2 separate regions of the Homo sapiens genome follow, and region 2 is linked to region 1. The links are chromatin loops, found by intact Hi-C in ENCODE. Cell type or tissue: PC-9. All regions are shown on one strand. Links, peaks and the distances in the headings refer to the core of each region. The heading gives the core; the rest is flanking DNA.

Region 1 (10,634 bases), core at 1,652-9,651:
AGCTGGTAGGTCAAGAGACGTGTTTACATCCAGGTTCAGTTTTTTCTAGGCCAGAATATTGATAGGTAGGGTGGTGTATTCTCTAATGTATCACAGCAGGAGGCACATGGTGTCTGGCTATATCCTTCCTTTTTTTTTTTCTTTTTTGGAGACAGAGTCTCACTCTGTCACCCAGGCTGGCGTGCAATGGCGTGGTTTTGGTTCACTGCAACCTCTGCCTCCCGGGTTCAAGTGATTCTCCCGCCTCAGCCTCCCCAGTAGCTGGGAGTACAGGTGCCTGCCGCCACGCCTAGCTAATTTTTGTATTTTTAGTAGAGACACTGTTTCATTACATTGGCCAGGCTGATCTCAAACTCCTGACCATGTGATCCACCCACCTCGGCCTGCCAGAGTGGTGGGATTACAGGTGTAAGCCACTGCGCCCAACCTGGCCATATCCTTCCTAACCTTTTCACCTCATCTTGGAAGGGCACAGGTGAACGGAAATGAATGAGAGGAAGCCACCAAATCTGGGGTGGGTTGGGGTGACTGAGCAAAGAGGAGTATTATTTTTGATGAAACTTTCGATGATTTTGGGTAAGATTTACTTAACTATGCTTGACTTGTTTTGTTGGAGAGTGTCAAAATGTTTGGAAGAGAAAAGACATGTCCTTTTAAGATGTAGCAAAGTGTATGAATCAGTCAGGTGTAGTTGGAGAACTTCAGGCAGTGAACTTACACACTCTCCCTTTGAAAGTACTTCATAGGTACTCAAGAAAGGAGTGCTAATGGAAATGTATGTACTACAGGGTTTTCATGTTCTCTACTTGGAGCCCTTGATGTTGGAGTGATCCTTTCAGCTGGCAGGAACTTGGGGACCCTCAAAGATGGGAGTCAGTAGGAGAGAGGTGTTAAAGAGATAATTAGCACCCGTAGCCTTAGAAGCAGCTAAGTACTAAGTGGAACAGATGGAGACAGTATAATAAAAGTGGTCTGTAAGCAAAATAGAAATACATAATTATGAAAGTAGATATTAAAAGAATTAAGTCAGTAATAAAGTACAGTTTTAAAGTGGCCCCCGTCCTTTTAAGGGCTTGGGTTATCTGGAAGTATTTTAGAGTTTATAAGTAGAAAGTAAATTAAAAGATGGACTGTTTTTCTGAATGAACAACTTCAACATTTCTTGTAATTTATGGTTTTTGCAGTGTTGGAAGCTGGAAGCTGTTTAGCTGGTAACAGGATATGGGCAAAACAGGACCTAAGGCTAAAGGTCTTGGGTGGTAGTTCAAAGCCTGACCCTGGTTCTTTTTTTTCTTTATTACTTTATTCAGGCATATTTTACACATTCTAGAATTCATCCTTTTTAAGTATAAAATTCAATGGTTCTTTAAGTAAATTTGCTACTAAGCTATACAGCCATCACCATAAATCAGTTTTAGGTCATTTTTATCCCCCCAGTAAAATCCCTCACGACCATTTATAGTTAATCCATGTTGCTGTCCCTGGCCCCTGGCAGTGACTAATCTACTTTTTGTTTCTATAGAGTTACCTTTTCTGGGTATTATTTATAAATGTAATCATATATCTGGCTTCTTTCATCAGTAATAATGTTTTTGAGGTTCATTCATGTTATGGCATTTATTCATAGTTTATTCCTTTTTATTGCTGAATTTACAGCACTTTGTCCATTCACCAGTTGATGGGCATTTAGGCTGTTTCTAGTTTTGGATGATTATGTATAATGCTGCTAAGGGCATTCATATGCAAGTCTCTAAGTGGACATACATTTTTATTTTCTTTGGGTGTATATGTAGGAGTGAAATGACTGTATCATTTGGCAAATTTATGTTGAACCTTAAACCACCAAACTGTTTTCCAAAGTGGCTGCACCAGCAATTATGAGGGTTCCTGTTTTTCTACATCCTTCTAGCCCTGCACCTTAATAGCTGTGCAGACTTGGGCAAACCTTAGCTTCCACTTTAATAAAATAGGTGAGTGGAGCTGACATATACCAAGTGCCTATTCTGTGGTAAAAATCATGATAGAAACACTTACAAGCTTTGTCTCACTTAATTCTGAGCCCTTTGAAATGTAGATATTATTTTCTACATATGTGATGAATTTACCGAGGTTCAGAGAAGTTACATAAACTAGACATCATTATAATGCAAGATTATTGTGAGTACTAAATTATATCAAATAACATATATGAACATACATGGCATAGTCTTGGGAATACAGAAGGTGGCTAATGAAGCAATTTTTATTTCTCTCCTTCTTCCCATCATTAGCATCTCTAGTAGGTCTTGCCACAGGGCGTCACCTACCCTCATCAGGTACCACCAATTTTCTGGTAATAGTTGCCAGCTATGAAGCTGTCATGCCTTAGTGAAGCTGAAAATCCTTTTTAGAGTTTACCCTGCAGTTCCAGTTAATGAGGTGGCAGAAACATCATAACTCAAATAGCATAATCTTTGTTGCATACAATGATAAAAGCAACTAGTTCAGGATATGATTATATTTCTTAATGGTTGTTTTTTATTCTTGTCTCTTCTTCCATCCTCTATTCACAATACTCGTAATTACTTTTCCAAATTCTAGAGAAGAGGGTTCTGAAAAAAGTTAATGTTGCCAAGAAGTTAATTGACTTGATTAATTTGAAATGGACCTGGATCTGTTGGTTTGAAGATTGCCTAGGTGGTAATAGAAAAGTGATCTAGGAGAAGAGGGTTCAATTAATACCTTAGTCACATTCAAGAAGTTTTTGATATTAAAATATATATATTGAAAAAAACATAAAGTCTTTAAAAAATTAGTAACTTGTTATTTGTTGTGTCTTTTCAGGGAGAGCCTGGGGTCAGAGGCCCTCCAGGTCCTTCTGGGCCTCGGGGCGTAGGAACCCAAGGGCCAAAGGTGAGTCCTCAGCTCAGTGCTTTGTGTGAGGGTCAGATATCATCAGTGACAAACAAGTGAACAGTAACTTCATAATAAGTGTTCGTCTTGGTGTTGACTTATTTTTTTCTTGGTGACTGATGAAACGTCTTATTTTTCATATCAGGTGAACGTTCAGTAAAATAGAACATTCGAGTTTATAAAGCCATTCACTTCCCCCAAAAGAAATGAGCAAGTCAGCCTCTTTTTAACTGCAAAGTGCTCAGAACATTTCTGGGTTTCTTAGAGGCTGTGCCGTCATCAAGAAGCACATCTTTACTTTGGCAGAGGTGCCTCAGGTGGCTTTTTTAACAGGTCACCTGCTAATGTGTCATTGTGCCCTTTGTGCCACAGCTACTCTGGCAGGGTGTCAGTACAAGGGTCTAGACTGATTGTCCCTGGAGAAGATGAGAGCAACTTCTTTTGGCCCAGTTTCCCTCCTTTCTATGTCTCCTTCAGTTTGGTGGTTATTCATCCTTTTATTCTTTTAATCCAGTGTTTCTCAAAGAGGGAGACTTTGTTTCCCTTCCCTGGCTTCAGAGAACATGTGGCAATGTCTAGGGACATTTTTTGGTTGTAGTAGATCAAGTCCAGAGATGCTGCCAACCATTCTACAATGCCCAGGACAGCCTCCCATCAGAAAGAGTGACTCAGCTCAAAATGTTAATAGTGCTGAGTTTGAGAAACCTAGTTTTAATTGTTCATTCAGTTGCTCAACAACTTTCTTTGATTTGTTCGAAAGTAGGGTAAAGAAGTAGCAAGCATGTTCAATAGGGAAAATAGATGTCAATGAACCACCCACCACAAATTCAAATTTTGAATTGGTATATTCATGCCGAAAATGCACAGAAGTGAATTAGAGCCCATTCTCAGAGAGGAGAGGGAAAAGGCTGTATGAGTCAAAGATTTTACTGAGCATCCCAGAATTACCAAGATTCTCAGTTTATCTCTGTTTTGTCCCTCAACTCAATTTTGGCGGTATGCTATTTTTGAACCTTCTAGATCACTTTAAATGGATGAAGATCCCCCCAAGATGTTAGTAGTCATTATCACTGGGTGATGGGAAGATGGGTCTATTTTTCTTGTTCATGTCATCTTTATTTCTGTTTAATTTTTTTTTTTGCAATGGGCAGGTATTCCTCTTATAATCAGAAAAAGTCAAGCTTTTTTAATACTGGAAAGTAAAAGACTGACTTATACAATAACTTATATTAACCCAGCACTTCTGAAGGCTTCTTCCATCCAGTGTTAATTTAGGAACTTCTGGGATAAGCAACGTTACACTAATTTCTTTACTGTGGGACTTGTTAGAGCCATTAGTCTACTATATTAGTGTGCACTGGAGATCTCCAAGGGAAAGCGCATGCTATTTTCCAATCTTATTCCACCACGAAGTGTTTCCAAAGAAACATGGGCTCAGTTTATGAACAGATACTGGGAAATGCTACACTTGCTTATAGCTTCATCTACACATTTTCCTAAAAATTTGGACATTGATATCCACTGGATCTTTAAGTGCAACCCCAGTGAAATCACACCTTATATTGAAATGGAGCAACATCTTAAGGCTATGTGGAGCCACATGTCAGTGGTTTTCATATGTGGTGCAGGGCAGCCCTGGTGTTCTTGAGCTTGGTGGTAGGGCAGTGAAGGGGGCCCAAGCAGATGAGGCCCTGGGCCTCCATTTCTGCTTAGGCCCAGCGGCTCTGCTTACTGCTTAATTTTTATTTGGATTATATTTAAGGTTTTGTTTGCATAGAATTCTGTGGTTTAAAAATATTGGGGAAGCACTCTAAGTAAAATAGGAAGTAGCTTATAGGCAGCATGAAAGTCCTGGTCAGACTGAAGTAAGAATGCAGCTGAGAGTAGTAATACTTAACGTTGTTTCTTCTTCGATCTTCTTACATTTTGTCTTCAAATTCTCCCCATCTTCTAACAGGGTGATACTGGGCAGAAAGGCTTGCCTGGCCCTCCTGGCCCCCCTGGCTATGGATCACAGGGAATTAAAGTAAGTGAATAGGGTTGTGCTGGAGTCACCTCTGATTTCACCAGAGTGATTGGGAGAAGAGGTTGTAGATAACGCAAAAATGGCTATTATGAAATAGATTTATTGTGAGCCTCGCAGTTAAATGGCATCCAGTGTTTAGAGACATCATCTGGAAGTGTAAAAATGGTATGAGTACAATACTTCAGCAAATGCTAAACATTATATAAATTGCTTGGTGCAAAAGTGAACTGTTCTATGGTTTGTTGCTTTCCCCTCTTTGTGAATTGAATGGAGAATTTATACTCAGTTGCTCTCTCTCTCTCTCTCTCTCCCCCCCCCCTCCCTCCCTCCCTCCCCCCTCCCTCCTTCCCTCCCCCTCCCTCCTTCCCTTACCTTCCTCACCTGTATCCTCCATGGTAGCCCAGGGCTTCCCAATCTTAGCTCACAGTGGAATCACCTAGGGAGCTTTTGGATAGTACTAATGCCCTTTCCCAGAGGAACGAAATCCGAATCTCTGGGAGTAGAGTGTGAGTGCTGTGGTTTTCAAAGCTCTCCAAGGGATTCTCCTGAGCAGCCAAGGTGAGAACCTCTATTCTAGGCCCTGAGTCTGTGTTACTGGAATTCATAGCCATCTGCATGTCACTTTGCTTCTGCGTCAGCAGCAACAAGCTTGTCCAGCATGCTGGGACTCTCAGGGTCTCTCATGTCTCAGTAGACAAATTTGGCATCTAAACATTACTATGTAATTCTAAAAAATTCCCTCTTCTGCTTCTAATATGTTGATGATGTTGTTCTTATCGGTTCACTCTCTTTTTTTCCGATTCCACTGCTGCCCCCGTCATAAGCTGGTTTTTTATTTTACATACATTTATATATATATATATTTTTACCATGCTTAAGCTTTGAAACTGAGTTATTCACCTCTGGATGATTGAGATTGATTCTAAAACTGTGGGAACATTCAAAATAAACTCCTTTTCAAATAGCAGAACTTCTTAGTCAGTAGGAGACAGTAGGAGCTTAAGATAATGTGAAAATCCTGTGTTGAAATTAAACTGCCTACTTCTGTGTAGAGAGAGTAAGCTTAGTCAAGAGCAGAACTCATAGAATGTGTGTTAAATCTCCAGTTTTATCACACAATGTCTAGAGCTTCTACAGCAGGTCTTCTAAATAACTGTTGTTCATCTCTCGGGCTGAGTATCTAAGCAAAGGCCAAATAGGCATGTTGCCCATATTGTACAAGCCCTGGAAAGAAAATACAGCAACACTCTGCTTTCTCATAAACAACACCAATCTCATACTTAATCTTTAAATTCTGTGGTTAGAAGGTGGTAGTGCTGTATACCCAGTTTTGCATGAGTTTGCTTAGGGAATAAACCTATGCCAAACCACAGGTCCTGTCACCAACATGAGCTCAGTTCACACATGCTGTTAGGTTATTGCTGCCACGTCTTTAGGCCTGGGGCCGGTTTTCTCCACTTTGTTATCTGGGAACTACTTCCTCATTCTCACCTGGGTTGTGTTTAATTAATCCTTACCGACTATAACTTATCTGGCTTCCTGCCTCTCCTTATGCCCTCAGGGTTATGCTGTGTCTAAACTCCATCCTGGGTGAAACCAGGTCCTGAAGCCTCCCATCACAGGAAAGCACCAAAATCAAAACTGCCACGTATCCCATCTTATCAGAAATGAGATAAGCTTTTCCTTCACTTAGGGCTGTAGCCTGATGCTGCTTAGCAGTGAGCCCTGACTAAGGCTCACTCATAAAACTTCTCTAGGCCGGGTGCAGTGGCTCATGCCTGTAATCTCAGCACTGTGGGAGGCCAAGGCAGGCAGATCACTTGAGGTCAGGAGTTCAAGACCAGCCTGGGCAACATGGTGAAACCCCGTGTCTACTAAAAATACAAAACTTAGCTTGGTGTGGTGGTGCATGTCTGTAGTCCCAACTACTCAGGAGGCTGAGGCATGAGAATCGCTTGAACCCAGGAGGCAGAGGCTGCAGTAAGCTGAGATAGTGCCACTGTACTCCAGCCTGGATGACAGAGTGAGACCTTGTCTTCCCAAAAAAAGAAAACTACCCAGCACTTTGGGAGGCCGAGGTGGGTGGATCATGAGGTCAGGAGTTTGAGACCAGCCTCACCAATATGGTGAAACCCCATCTCTACTAAAAATACAAAAATTAGCCAGGCATGGTGGTGCGTACCTGTAATCTCAGCTACTCAGGAGGCTGAGGCAGGAGAATCGCTTGAATCCTGGAGGCGGAGGTTGCAGTGAGCCAAGATCGCACCACTGCACTCCTGCCTGGGCAACAGAGTTAGACTCTGTCTCAAAAAACAAACAAAACAACCAGAAAAACCTCTTTAGACATATTGGATTGCCTGGCATCCAGTTGGTAGCAGGGCAGAGGTTCGTCCCTCAGGACTTCCATCTCATTTTCCTGACTGTGGCAAAAACCGCAATTACTTTTGCACCGACGAAATACCATCACTGCAAAAGGGAGGGAACTGAAAAACCAAATTGGTGGCATTCTTCTGAGTCATTTCAAGGATATAGGAACAGTAAAATTTCATTTCTTACATTCATTTGTTGACTTATTTCCTACCCCTTTCCAAAGAGCATTTGAATCAGTGAAATCTGCTTGCAGGTGTGTGTGCTTAGTAGCCTTTGACGGAAAGCTTTGTTGCTGTTAACCTTTAACACAGAAGCCTGAACTGTACTCTGTCTCTCTATCCCCTTCCACTTATGGGAGAAATAAGGGTTGTAGCTGCAATCACAAGTGATTTGCTTCAACCTAACTTAGTTGCTAGAATATTGGCTCTTCAGCCAGTCATTCATTCATTCAGCTGACCAACCAATACGGATTGAGCATCACCTATGTCAGGCAAATAAGCCAAGTGCTAGTATAAAGTAGTGAGTAAAAATATGTGAACTTAGTCCTCATGGAATTTACAGGCTATAAAATAATTAAACTTTGAGTTCTGGAGAGTATAGAGGATGGCACAATGGAGTGAATTTAGATTACAGCAGTAGGCAGGGCCCTTGTGAGGTCCTATAGGCCAAGTAATGAGTTTGGCCTTAATCCTAGGAGCAACTGGAAGTCAGAGAAGAATGATCTGATCAGTTTGGAAGAGACTCACTCTGGCTACCATTTGTAGAATGAATGGACATGACTGGAAGGAATGTGGGAGTAGAAGGGCTTCTCTTTCCATGCCCCTTCCTATTCTCTTGATTCTCTATGTGGAAGAGTATGATCTTCTGGGAACTTCTTTCCCCGGCCTTTCCTGGGGCTCTGGGACCACCCAGGGCTGCTGCTGTGGTAGCTCTGGTCCTGGAAAACCCTGAGAGCACGATGGGCTCGCCCCTCTTTATTTAGTACCATGGCAGCCTCCTGCCATTCCTCTGCTGGCCCAACTGGCTCTGCCCTGAAGTGGAACTCCAGCTCCTTCAGGGCCTTGGGCTTTTTCCCAACCACAGATGTCTGTTGTTTGGATCAATGAATATGGGACTGTGGCTGTTTGATCCTAAAATGGCCTTGGACTTTCAGGTTCATGTCACAGGCCAGGAAGTTATATGATGCTGCCATCTTGTCCCACTGTAAGCCTCCAGCAGTAACCCAGATATAGACTCCAGATATATCAGAAGTCCCACAGATTAAGTCAGAAGGGAGAAGGAATGGGTCTGGACCTGGAGGAATTCCTTTATATGCCAAGTAGCCATTGTGAGGCCAGGAGGGATGTGATCAGAGGGTGCACCACCCAGGTTAAAAAGCACGGAGACAGATGTGGATGGCTTCTCCCCATTCTTCATTTCTAATTGGGAGTTATGCCAGTTTCCCCATCTCCATCCTTGTTTAAGTCCGTTCCAGTGTCCTGATCAGCCCTGACATTCCCTTAGTACTTATTTTCAGAGGACCCAGAAGTCCTTATATAAACACAATTCCTGGTAGCCCTCCTTGACTTTAAAGACTTTGTGAGGTAGATTTGTGGACTGGCTCTACTATAACTCTTCCTATGCATAAATGCTTTATTCATTGAGAGAATTAGCTTCTATGCCACTGCCTTTTGCTCTTCCTGTAGGCTTGAATATGACTGACCCACCCACCCATTTGAACCAAATGTATAATGGTTCAAACATAGTAGAGGGTTTTGCTCACATAACAGTACAATGTGTGTGTTCCTGGTTGGTGGGTGATTTTCTTCCACACAGAATTTTAAAAAACCTTGTCTTCCATTTATGGTTCTTCTGTTGGCTGGGCCTCTTTACCACTTAAACCCAGCAGGCAAAAAGGGAGTATGTAGAAGGGGTATACCTGCTTCATAAACTCTTGGCCAGGACTTGACACATATCCCCTCTGCTCAGGTTTTATTGGTGAGAACTAGTTGCGCGGCTGTACTTAATTGCAAAGTGGCTTGGAAAGGTACTCATGCTGTGTGCCCAGGAAGAAAAGGAACCAGAAGTTTGGTGAAGAGTCAACAATCATTGCCATTCATAATTTAGCCTGTTTCTAGGGAGGATGGAAATTTTAAGTCATTTGTTGCTCTGAAGTATATTGGTGCCTCCAGAAGAGAACAGAAAGTATGGTGGTCTACATGGCAACTTCCTGGCTGAGAATTCCTCTTATGGGGCTATAGCAAAGGAGGGACTGACTATTCCATGCCTAACAAGTTTGTTATCAGTTTTAAAAAATAGCCTCAATGACAGGCTGGGTAATTTGGTGACCTCTATCCAACAGAAACCCTGGGGTCCCCAAAACTGGCAAATAGTAATGACTGCAGTGGTCACACAGTCACAGGCCTAACAGATCAACCTCTGAGACATCTGAAGCCCATAAATAGAGTGAAATACATTCTGCATGATATCTCCCCCCATCTGTATTCTGACCTCTGTGGTGTAAGGGAAAGAGAATGAGGGACTCATTTCTCAGTGGCTTTAGAGCCAGTCAGATCTTGGCCTGAATCTGGGTTTCGATTTTTTCTAGTTGTAACCTTAGACAAATCATTTATCTTTGTTGAATCTCAGCTTACTAATCTTTAAAATGGGGCTAATAAGGCTTATTTTACACAGTGTTAAAAAGAAAAAATTGTATAAAATGTCTAGGACACAGAGTTGATATTCCACCAGAGTGTGGGCTATGGAGTCAACAGATTTGAATCATGGCTTCTCCACTTCCTGAGTATTTCATCTCTCCCTCAGTTTCCATATCTGAGTAATGGGATAATACAGTACTGTTTCCTAAAGTTGTTGTGAGGAATGATTGAAATTAGATAGTATGTGTAATGCATGTAATACATGGTTATATATATGGAAAATGTTTGCAGCTATTCACATTATTATTTCCACCTGCTTCCCTTCCCTTTCGCTAGTCCCTCTTGTATTTTCCAGGAACAAGGCCTAGAATTCTAATACTCAAGTGATTTAATGCTCTTAAGCATAATATATTGGTTACATTAGTTAGTGTAGACATTGCTCCAATACCAAACAGACACCCAAATGTATAATGGTTCAAACATAGTAGAGGGTTTTGCTCACATAACCGTCCAATGTGTGTGTTCCTGGTTGGTGGGTGATTTTCTTCCACACAGAATTTTAGAAAACCTTGTCTTCCATTTATGGTTCTTCTGTTGGCTGGGCCTCTTTATCACTTACACCCAGCAGGCAAAAAGGGAGCATGTAGAAGGGGTATACCTGCTTCATAAACTCGTGGCCAGGACTTGACATGTATCCCCTCTGCTCACAT
Region 2 (10,634 bases), core at 1,276-9,275, 150 kb after region 1:
GAAATGGATGTGTCAGCTTACCAATTCCTTTAAAAAAAATCATGGAAGAGGCAAAGTTTTGGATCTTTTTCTTGGTGGAGTTTTTGTTACCATATAAAGAAGACAGAACATTATTTGTTTTTGCAGGCAAACTTCTTGCAGCAAGTGCACAATAGTGCATTATACAAATAGCTACTCATTTTTCTTTATTTTGTATTCTAGGCAGCAAAGCTTGATGTTTTACCAAGCATAGCAGGAGGTACCATCAGTAAGAACTGATCCACACACATGAAGTGTTAGCTAATGGTTCAAAAAGAAATCTTGGATGAGATTGAACACATTGATTCCTTTCATAGTTAACTGAAGCAGTTCACAAGAGAAGAATTCATCTACACTCTCTTCCTTAGATACTGCAAAAATAACAACAGCTGACTACAGCCATTATTATCACTTGGCTCATCAAGCTGAATACCTAAAGGGGAATAGGTTTTGCATTCTCTATAACTTGCTTCTAGATATCCTGGTTTCTCACTTAAATTTTAAAACAGATCTCATAATTAAATAACATGCTGAGGCTTGTTTGATACATCTCCTTTCAATGCAGTTAAAGAAAAAATTTCAGTGCCACCAGATTCACCCATCACAGGGGCTACTTTTCCTAGGCATATGAATTTTCCACTTGATCAGATGTTGGTATCCAGGGTTTTTCAAGTCACGCAAAGTCACATGTCCGCAATGCTCGGCTGTGATCAAATCCCTCCCTTGTATGTTCATGATAATAAGTATATCTTCTCACATTAAAAAATATTTAATGGGCCGGGTGAGGTGGCTCATGCCTGTAATCCCAGCACTTTGGGAGGCCAAGGCAGGTGGATCACGAGGCCAGGAGTTCGAGACCAGCCTGACCAACATGGTGAAACCGCATCTCTACTAAAAATAGAAAAATTAGCTGGGTGTGGTGGTATGTGCCTGTAATCCCAGCTACTCAGGAGGCTGAGGCAGTAGAATCGCTTGCACCCGGGAGGCAGAGGTTGCAGTGAGCAAAGATCGCGCCACTGTACTCCAGCCTGGGTGACAGAGCGAGACTCCGTCTGAAAAAAAAAAAAAAAAAAAAAAAAAAAAAAAATTTAATATCAGAGTTTCAATGTTTGAAGTAACAAGGTACACAGTTCATTCACACGGCAGTCAGCGCGTTCCATCCCTACTTGCCAATGTAAGAGTGAAGCTGGAAACACCACAGGAGTTACTGGGGAATAAGAGGCTGTCAGTCCCCACAGTGTAAGGAGCCTTCTGGGATCTTGCAGTTGCCATTGGTTGAACACCCCCTCATATGTTCAAAGCCTTGTGCTGCAGGCTATGGACAGCCCTGCGTGAAGCACACAGCTGGGTTTCCCCATCAAGGAGCAAAGAAGCCCCCAGTTCTCTGAGACTCACCATCTATATAGTGTGAGGAATAAACAAAACTTGTGGTTGGGAAATAGAATAATGTTATATTTTCCCATAAATTCTTCCAAAAGTGAATTGCCACTTGCAACTCAGCAGGAAAAATGTCAGTATTAGTGTTGGGCAAGGGACTAATCCAGATTCAATAAAAAGTCTTCATTATAAGACATTTCCTCTCAGGTGAATAACTAGTCCTTTTCATGTTGGAACAGTTACAGAAACTGAATTTTTTTAGTTTATAAAAATTTTGCCTTAAGGTAAGCAACACCTGTTTAGTGAATCTTGAAAAAATAGTCTTTTATTTATTTATATATTTAATGAAATGCCAATTCTTTTTGCAAAGCAAACTGGGATATGAAGATAAAAGGGTAAAAAAAAAAGTTCTTTGATGCATTGTCATAGTGAATGCATATTGAATCTCTCTATATTAGTGACTGTGCAGTATATAATATGCAATATCAGTTACACATCTCCATCTGAAGGAAATTAAATCCTAATTATACAAGAGGAACCCACAAAGTTCACTTTTTCCTTTTAAATGGCAGAATGTTGTTCACTGAGAGGAAATAGTTACTTCTCTGTTCCATGTAATTTTCATAGAACAGATGTGTCTGAGGCTGGTTTTTAAAGAGTGTAGCAGGCATTGTTGGGAATAAATCTGGGGAAAAGTGCACAGGACTAAATTTGGAGAGAGCTGCTTAGCCCTGTGACCTTTACAAAACTATGTCACTGTTCTGTGTTTTGTCTGAGAAAATGAGCTAGCGATAATATCCCAGGTGCCTCACAAGACACACATTCCTAAAGGTAAGGGGTCTTCTGGGTCTTCTGGGATCTTGTAGTTGACATTGGTTGAATACTACCTATGTTCAAAGCATTGTGCTGCAGGCTATGGGTAAGCCAATGAACAAAAGGGACCCAGCTACTGTCCTTAGGGAGCCCACACACAACTTTCTATGCATGGAATCACTTCCAAAATGAGAACTATCAGAGATGACTCAGGGTTATGGTAAAGGTAAAAGACACACTAAATGGAAAATCTGGAAGCTTCTTTAGACAAACAGATTGTGTCTCTATATATATCTAGATTATTAAAGTGTGCTCTGATACAGAGTTAACATATTTCTGAAAAGTTGTGTAAACTGATTGTGGTGAGCATTTTCAGAAACCCCCGAGCTCCCATCCCATCCTTTGTCCTTTGGAATTAATGTGAAAAATGAGCACTATCTTGGCTTTCCTTTCTCTTCTCCCATTTCTCCCCATATACCTATTATTTCTGATTTATTTGTATAATAAATACGGGCTTTAAAGATTGGGTTTTTTTTTTTTTCTTAACAAAAAGCTTGTAGACATGTTTTCTTCAAGTTATTTTCTTAGTTATTATTTTCTGCTATGTCTAATACCAATATTGCCGCAGGGAGTGTGTAAAAAGGGAGGAATGCAGATGTTTTTCTATTTGTTTTTACTATCATAGAGTGGAAAAAACATGGACCAGTTAGAAGCAGCTTCATCACTATCTGTGTAGGTGACCCTAGAATGTGGGTGACTTAGACTTCAGTGCACAAAGAATTGGATGGTTGTTAATGCAAATAACCCAGTCCTCAACACCAGAAATTCTTTCTTGCGTTTAAAAGTAGTCCTGTACACAGTTAGAAATGCTTTCAGCTACAAGTAGTAAAACAGTAAATAATAATATTTCACATAATAAATCTCTTAATAATGGTTCTAGGGTTGATGCACCTCAACAATGTCATCAGTGTCCCTGGTTCTTTCTTTTTGTCCTACCTTCTCAACATGTTAGCATTTCATCCAGTCATCTCAACTTATGGCCACAGATAACTGCTGCTCCCGGTGACACAGTCTCTCACATGCTCAAGGAATGGCACCAGACAGCTCTCCTGTGTACTTTTATCTTTTTTCAGAAGCAAAAGCTTTCCCAAGAACTCCCCACTCCTGGTGGAGTCTCCTTATATGTTTCTGGCTGATTCTAGCTGCAGAGAGATGGGAAATGTATTAGGGTTCTCCAGAGAAACCAGTAGGATGGAGATATATATAAAGAAAATAAGATTTAATATGATAAATTAGTCATGCAGTTATGAAGGCTAAGAAGTAAGTCCCACAATCTGCCATCTGCAAGCTGGAGACCCAAGAAAGCAGGTGGTGGTGTTATAAGAAAGGGGTCCTGATCCAGACCCCAAGAGAGTGTTCTTGGATCTCCCACAAGAAAGAATTTGGGGCAAGTCCATAGAGTAAAGTGAAAGCAAGTAAGTTATTAAGAAAGTAAAGAAATAAAGAATGGCTACTCCATAAGCAGAGCAGCAGCATGGGCTGCTCTGCTGCTTATACTTATTGTGGCTTCTTGATTATATGCTAAACAAGGGATGGATTATTCATGAGTTTTCTGGGAAAGGGGTGGGCAATTCCCAGAACTGACGGTTTCTCCCCTTTTTAGACCATATAGGGTGAATTCCTGACATTGCCATGGCATCTATAAACTGTCACGTCCCTGGTAGGAGTGTCTTTAGCATGCTAATGCATTATAATTGGCATATAATGAGCAGTGAGGACGACCAGAGGTCACTCTTGTCGTCATCTTGGTTCTGGTCGGTTTTGCCCAGTTTCTTTACTGTGACCTATTTTATCAGCAAGATCTTTATGACCTGTATCTTGTGCTGACCTCTTATCTTATCCTGTGACTTAGAACACCTAACCTCCTGGGAATGCGGCCCAGCAGGTCTCAGCCTTATTTTACCTAGCCCCTATGCAAGATGGAGTCACTCTGGTTCAAATGCCTCTGACAGTGTAATTCAGTCCAAGTCCAAAGGCCTGAGAACCAGAGGAGTTGATGGTGTAAATCCCAGTCTAAGGACTAGAGATGATGAGATGACCCAGGTCAAGGGGTGAGGCAGGAAAAAGAGGGCAAATTCCTCCTTCCTCCACCTTTTGTTCTATTGAGACCCTCAGTAGATTAGATGATGCCTACCCATGTCGGGGAGGGCAACCTACTAAGTCTGTTGATTCAAATGCTAATGTTATTTGGGAACACTCTCACAGAGACGCTTGGAAATAATATTTAATCTGGGAACCCCATGGCCAGTCAAGTTGCTCCACGAAATTAACCTTCACAGGATGGTATTGGGAAAGAGAAATGTGATAACATGACTAGAGCTGAAAATTGAGAACCCCCTCTGGCCAGGCACGTAGCCATCTGAGCACACCTGAGGTCCTGCTGTAAGTGAAGTAGCAGAGGATGGCTGTTAGGGACACAACATCAGCGGTTACCACCACCCTGAGGGCAACTGATGCTGGTGTCCATTAACCACACTTTATACCACTGGTTGCCAAACATCTGGGTTAAATCAGAATCATCCAAGAGCTTTAATAAGTGCAAGAGGTCTGGGCCTCCCTGATTCAGTGGGTCAGGGTTGAGGCCTCAGCATCCTGACTCTCTAAAAGCTCATTAGCTTAAAAACAAAACAAAGCAAAATAAACAAAACTCAGGTGATGCGGTGATTCTGGTGCACAGCTGGGATTGAGAACTTACTGGTCCAATCATTTAATTTCTCCGAACAGCAGTTAGAAGCCCATGGAGATAACACTGGGATAATAATAGTGTTCGTCCCAGAGGGTAGGTGTGAGGTATAAATGGTTTGGTATACATAAAGTTGAAGCTCAAGCCGGCACATAATAGTTTTGGATCTCAGTCCGCCTTCCCCTTATGCCAGATGCCAGATGGTTTTAGAGGCAGATTCCAGTTTCTTCCAAAGAAAGTGTTTTTTCAAAAATAGTGACAAGTAGACTTGTTTGTCTTGGCTACTGTACTAGTTCCCTATTGCTGCAGCAACAAATTACCACAAACTTAGCAGCTTAAAATGACACCAGTTCATCATCTCACGCTTTTGTAGGTTACAACTCCAGGCAGGCTAGGTTGGGTTCTATACTCAAGAGTCTCACAGGCCAAAGTCAAAGTGTTGTCAGGGCTTTTCCCTGGAGGCTTGGGTAAGAATCCACTTCCAAGCTCATTGAGAATATTGGCAGAATTCCACCCTTGTGGTTTTAAGACTGAAGTCCCTGCTTTCTTGCTGGATGTCAGCTGGGGTCCTCTCTGCTCCTAGAGGCCATCCACATTCCTTCTCATATGGTCCCCTCGATGTTCAAAGCAGCAACTCTTTAACTTCCTCTTCTGCCCCTCTTTGGAAAAGCTAATTTTACAGGCTTATGCGATTACACTAGGCCCGTGCAGGCAATCTCCTTATTTTAAGGTTAATTGTACCTTATAACATAATCATAGAAGTGATATCTCAATCTTCACAGGTTCTGAGGATTAGGATGGGACGTCCCTCAGGGCATTTTCAGAAATTCTGCCTACCATAGCTGTCTGTCCACTTTGCTGTTCAGCAACCCTTTCCCCAGAGGCTCTCATCCAGCCTTCAATCTTATCAGCTGGTATTTAGCAATCTCCAGGTGAAGTGTTAGCATCTATCATGTCTTTCACTGCAGCTCCATGTAGGTATAATCATTTCCTATGTTGGGCGAAAACCAAGGCAGGAATGACGGCAATTTCACTTGCTGCATTTGTGGGTCCCATGGACATAGAGGAATAGTAGGCTGGCCTGACCTCGAGAGGTTCGGGGCCTCAGGTATTCAAGCCTAGGATTTCAGTTAAACACAAAATGACAAACAGCAATAGGAGACAGGTGAAGGACACTGACAGGTGAGCACTTCTGGAGTTCAGAAGCTGTCACGAATAAAGATGATTTCAGAGCAGATGGGCCTGGGAAATCTTTCCACGGCCACTCCAGTCATACTGCACTGGCAGCCACCCACTTCCCTCCTTCCTAAGCTCAATTCTACTTTTCACAGAAGCCCAAATTGGTTCTGGCAGATCTGAAATTACTGTTTTGGAGCAAGGCATACCTTGTAGTTGTCCAGATAATTTTTTGGGAGTTCTCAGGCCAATACTATTTTAGTCTGCTTTTCAATCTTCAAATTGGAATATTTTTTAAATATTGAAAATCAGGCCAGGCACACTGGCTTATGCCTGTAAGCCCAGCATTTTGGAAGCCTGAGGCAGGAGGATTGTTTGAGCTCAGGAGTTTGAGACTAGTCTGGGCAACATAGGAGACCTCGTCTCTACAAAAAATTTTAAAAAATGCTGGGCATGGTGGCACATGCTTGTGGTCCCAGCTGCTCAGAAGGCTGAGGTGGGAGAATCTCTTGAGCCCAGGAGTTTGAGACTGCAGTGAGCCATGACTACACCACTGCACTGCAGCCTGGGTGACACAGTGAGACCATGTCTCAAAATAGAAACAAACAAACAAACAAATGACCAAAAATCAAAGCACAAAGAAATCTGCTGGAAATGGGAGGGTCTGGGATAATCTTGAAAAACCTAAATGAAAAAAATTACAGGTTTGAAGACAGAAACTGTAGATGAGCTTCATGACCACTTTTTTTTACTGTCATTCTATACGGAACACTGTGGTATGTGGGCCAGTCCCCACTTCAAGTTTGAGGCACCCATTCTTCAGCTGCTGGGAGTGCTGGCAGCTGATGACCCTCAGCTGAGTTCTTCTCAGGGAATTAAGAGGAGCTGAAGAGAGCTGTCTTGTCCAAGGTCATGGCTCCTCCCTGGGCGGTCCTTATCCAATGACTCGTAAATATTAGGGTAGCAAGGACAGACTCCAGTAGAACAAGACCAAAGGGCTATCCTGGCTGCACAGTTTCCCTGAGGAATTGGCTTAGGCCTTTGCTAGGACTGCTTCATGGTCCAACTTCTCCCTCCACCCAATTCTGCTCCCTCCATTTCCCCATAGGCGTCAATCTCAAAGGCACTATTGGGTATCCAATTTTTTGGCTTCCCTGGGCCACACTGGAAGAAGAACTGTCTTGGGCCACACACAAAATACACTAACACTAACAATAGATGATGAGCTTTAAAAAAAATTTTTTTTAAAGAAAGTTTACAAATTTGTGTTGGGCCACATTCAAAGCCGTCCTGGGCCACATGCAGCCCACAGGCTGTGGGTTGGACACACTTGGGTCCTACGACCTTCCTGTATGCTCATCTGTGGCTAGCAATAGAGTTGAGCAAGTCTCATCAACCTTGCTAGAGGCCTTCAACACATGTGCCTGTGTGTATGTGTCCATGTGCACATGTGTCTGTTTTCATGTTAAATTGACAATAAATGGGCAAACGATCTAACAGTTTAAAATATGATTGGAAAGGAAATTTTTTAGATTTTAGAATCCCATCACAAGCTTCAATTTTTCTTTTTAAAGTGTCAATTTCATCCCCACAAAAAAGTTACAAAAGTGAACAATTGAAAGATGAAAATTTCAGAGAGGCTTAAGTGTGTGAAATTCCTTTCGTTCAATGATGCACTAGAGATATCTGCATTTGAGCACAGTCATGATGAGGGGTAGATTGTCAGCCATAGTTAGCTATCCAGGATATGGCATTTACAAAATAATGGCATTATGTCAAAGTTCAAATGAATACCATGTTCAAATGAATACCATTTAAGAATGCCCCACTATCTTTGGAAAAATGGCTCAAGGAAATCATTTCCCACAAATCCATCTTACTTCTTCTGAGGAGCAGTTGGTTGAGGTAGTGGGGAATGTGGCCTGAAGAGGTAGCTCTGATGAAGTGCTACTCCTTAGGTTGTAACTGGGCCCCTCTGTAGAGCAGCATGTGCCCTGACTCACTGACCTCCAGTGGGGATATTTTAACGTGTTAATTTCACTGAAACAGACATGCTGATGCTAAGCTAGTATTAGAAAACTTCCCAAGAGAAAAATAGATAGTATGTAAGAATAGGTCAAGGTGGAATTAGTCTGGATATTAAGACATGTGAGATTCACATATGTAAGTATCCACTTGTTTCATGTCCCAAGATACCCAATTCTATAAATATTTTCTAGGTCTTCTGCTGTCTTTGGTTTTCATGGAAATTGGGATAGTTTGAAAAGAGCACTCCTTAATTCAACCTTAAACAGTTTAGGGCATCAGGTGCTCTTGAATGTGGTGGGAAACTAACAAAGCCAGTTGTGTATGAGAGGTTGAGTGGAAGGTTCTGGTTTCCTGTGATATTACATCTTGGGTAAAATGTATCTTGGGGACCAGGCCACCTTTGTAAAATCAACAGATTGGCCATAAGATTAAAAATTATGACTCAGGAGTCATGCACCCAGAGGTTACAAGATTACTAACCTCCCCAATTGCTCCTATAGATAACATTACTACTATAAAACCTAAGATTGGTGCTTGAGATATCTTTTAGACCCTGCATTCTGATGGATCAGCTGGCACCACCCAGAATGGTAAACCAACTCATCTGGTCTTGTGGCCCCTACCCAGGAACTAACTCATGCCTGCCAAAGTGTCTTTAAAAAATCCTAGCCTCCAAATTTTTGGGGAGGCTGATTTAAATAATAGTAAAATTCTGGTCTCCTATTTAGCTGGCTCTATGCATATTAAAATCTCTCTCTATTGCACTTCCCTGTCTTTACAAATTGGCTGTATCTGGGCAGCAGGCAAGATGAACTGGTTACAATCTCATTTGATTCTTTAAGGATAATACTTTGCTAAACTCTGAGACTTCTTTACCTCACTACGATGTTGGTCAGCAGAAGGTCAGTGGGGTTCTTAGATTTTCATTTGTATATACACCATTGCCACCATGTGGGGCAGCATAGATTTTATGGCTTCCATAAGGTGTAACAGATTCATTCATCCTATTCAAAAGGTGACTGACATATTCTTGCCAAAGACAGAATTCAACCAAAAATAACTAGAAAATGTAACTGAATACCAAAAAAATAACAGACAATAGACCTAGACCAATAGGGGATCTTGATAATGTGACTATCCAACATGGATTCTATAATGATTTGCTTAAAATGTTTAAGGAAATAAAAATTAAGATTGAGGACATTGGCAGAGACCTGGAAATATAAAAAATAACCAAATGGAAATTCTAGAATTGAAAAACTTGATAAATGAAATCAAGAACTCAACAGATGGGCTTAACAGAGAACAAATACTACCAATAAAACTTCTTTATTTTTTTTGAGACAAGAGTCTCGCTCTGTTGCCCAGGCTGCGGTGCAGTGGCACGATCTTGGCTCACTGCGATCTCCACCTCCCAGGCTCAACTGATTCTCATGCCTCAGCCACTCAAGTAGCTGGGATTATAGCTGTGTGCCAACACGCCTGGCTAATTTTTGTATTTCTAGTAGAAATGAGGTTTCATCATATTGCCCAGGCTGGTCTCAAACCCCTGGGCTCAAGGGATCCACCCGCCTCGGCTTCCCAAAGTGCTGGGATTACAGGCGTGAGCCACTGCACTTGGCTGCCACAAAACTTTTCATTACAGAAGTTACTGAGTGACCTCCCCCAAACTCTACAAATTCCCACAAGAAGCTTAGCCTCCAAAAGGCGAGCTCGTTTGCCCTGGACAGTTCATGGCTTTATCTTTGGTGAATGGGCATTTGTTGTCTTTGAGTTATGTTCTTTACTTCCAAGTCCTTATCCTTAATTGGTCATTTTGGATCGACATGTCTGAAAAGTATTATCAGCCCTCTGTAATAGTTAAGTTGGAGAAGCCATCTCTATACACTGAGTTCCTGCGGGCAGGATTGTATCTTTTCCTCTCTGCGATCCCAGGACCAGCAAAATACCTGGGGGCAAATCAGTCATTCCTATGAATGTAATAGGACTTGAAGAGTAGAAGGAAAGTGAGGGAAGGGTTAATGACAGACTTCAAAAAAACCAAACCCTAGGTCAGGGCCTGGACTAAGCAACACTTCAAAGTTGCTTCTCCTCTCAAAGCAGTTTCTTCTGTCTGTGCTTCCCCTAGTTCCTCACCACACCCTCAGTCTGGCTAGTCCTCCCTTCACAATGACAGGTCAGAGATCCTTACTGAAAGATACGGTGTTTATTCTCTGTGAGAGTAATATGTTATAGTAAGCGGGAGATTTCACTCAACACCTGATTGGTGATGATGGAGAAGGGGGCCGGTCTTTTTCCACTTCTCTAATGGTAATATTTTCTCCCAACTTGCTTGCATGTTTACAGCAAGCTTCAGTGTATAGCTAAATTTTACCCAGTGGAAATTATGGGGATCGCAATATGCAATTTAAGTAAGTAACTCTTTAGTTACTTTGACCCAACTAAAATACTAAAGCAGAAAAAAAAAGGGGTGAACCAA

The links. A loop is a pair of places that touch in the nucleus more often than their neighbours do. Peaks named below come from ENCODE experiments on the same cell type or tissue, not always from the same donor. Only the 100,000 strongest peaks of a DNase experiment are listed, where the experiment ranks them.
Region 2: it touches region 1 in a loop (2.1-fold over the local background); 2 of 110 quality-filtered maps call a loop at or near these places.

Annotation. Positions count from the first base shown.
Region 1 is chr7:7,412,143-7,422,776 of GRCh38, reverse strand. It overlaps COL28A1 (collagen type XXVIII alpha 1 chain), which reads left to right. Exons shown (of 35, transcript NM_001037763.3): 26 at 2,824-2,892; 27 at 4,850-4,918. Among named protein-coding and RNA genes, the nearest start is that of COL28A1, 120 kb to the left of the region's middle. In PC-9, for the core only: no CTCF peak of the experiment used is centred there; DNase peaks (open chromatin) are centred at 6,416 and 7,356; H3K27ac peaks cover 2,476 bases.
Region 2 is chr7:7,260,013-7,270,646 of GRCh38, reverse strand. LINC03016 (long intergenic non-protein coding RNA 3016) reads right to left here. Exons shown (of 4, transcript NR_108073.1): 3 at 3,205-3,410. Among named protein-coding and RNA genes, the nearest start is that of LINC03016, 10 kb to the right of the region's middle. In PC-9, for the core only: no CTCF peak of the experiment used is centred there; no DNase peak of the experiment used is centred there.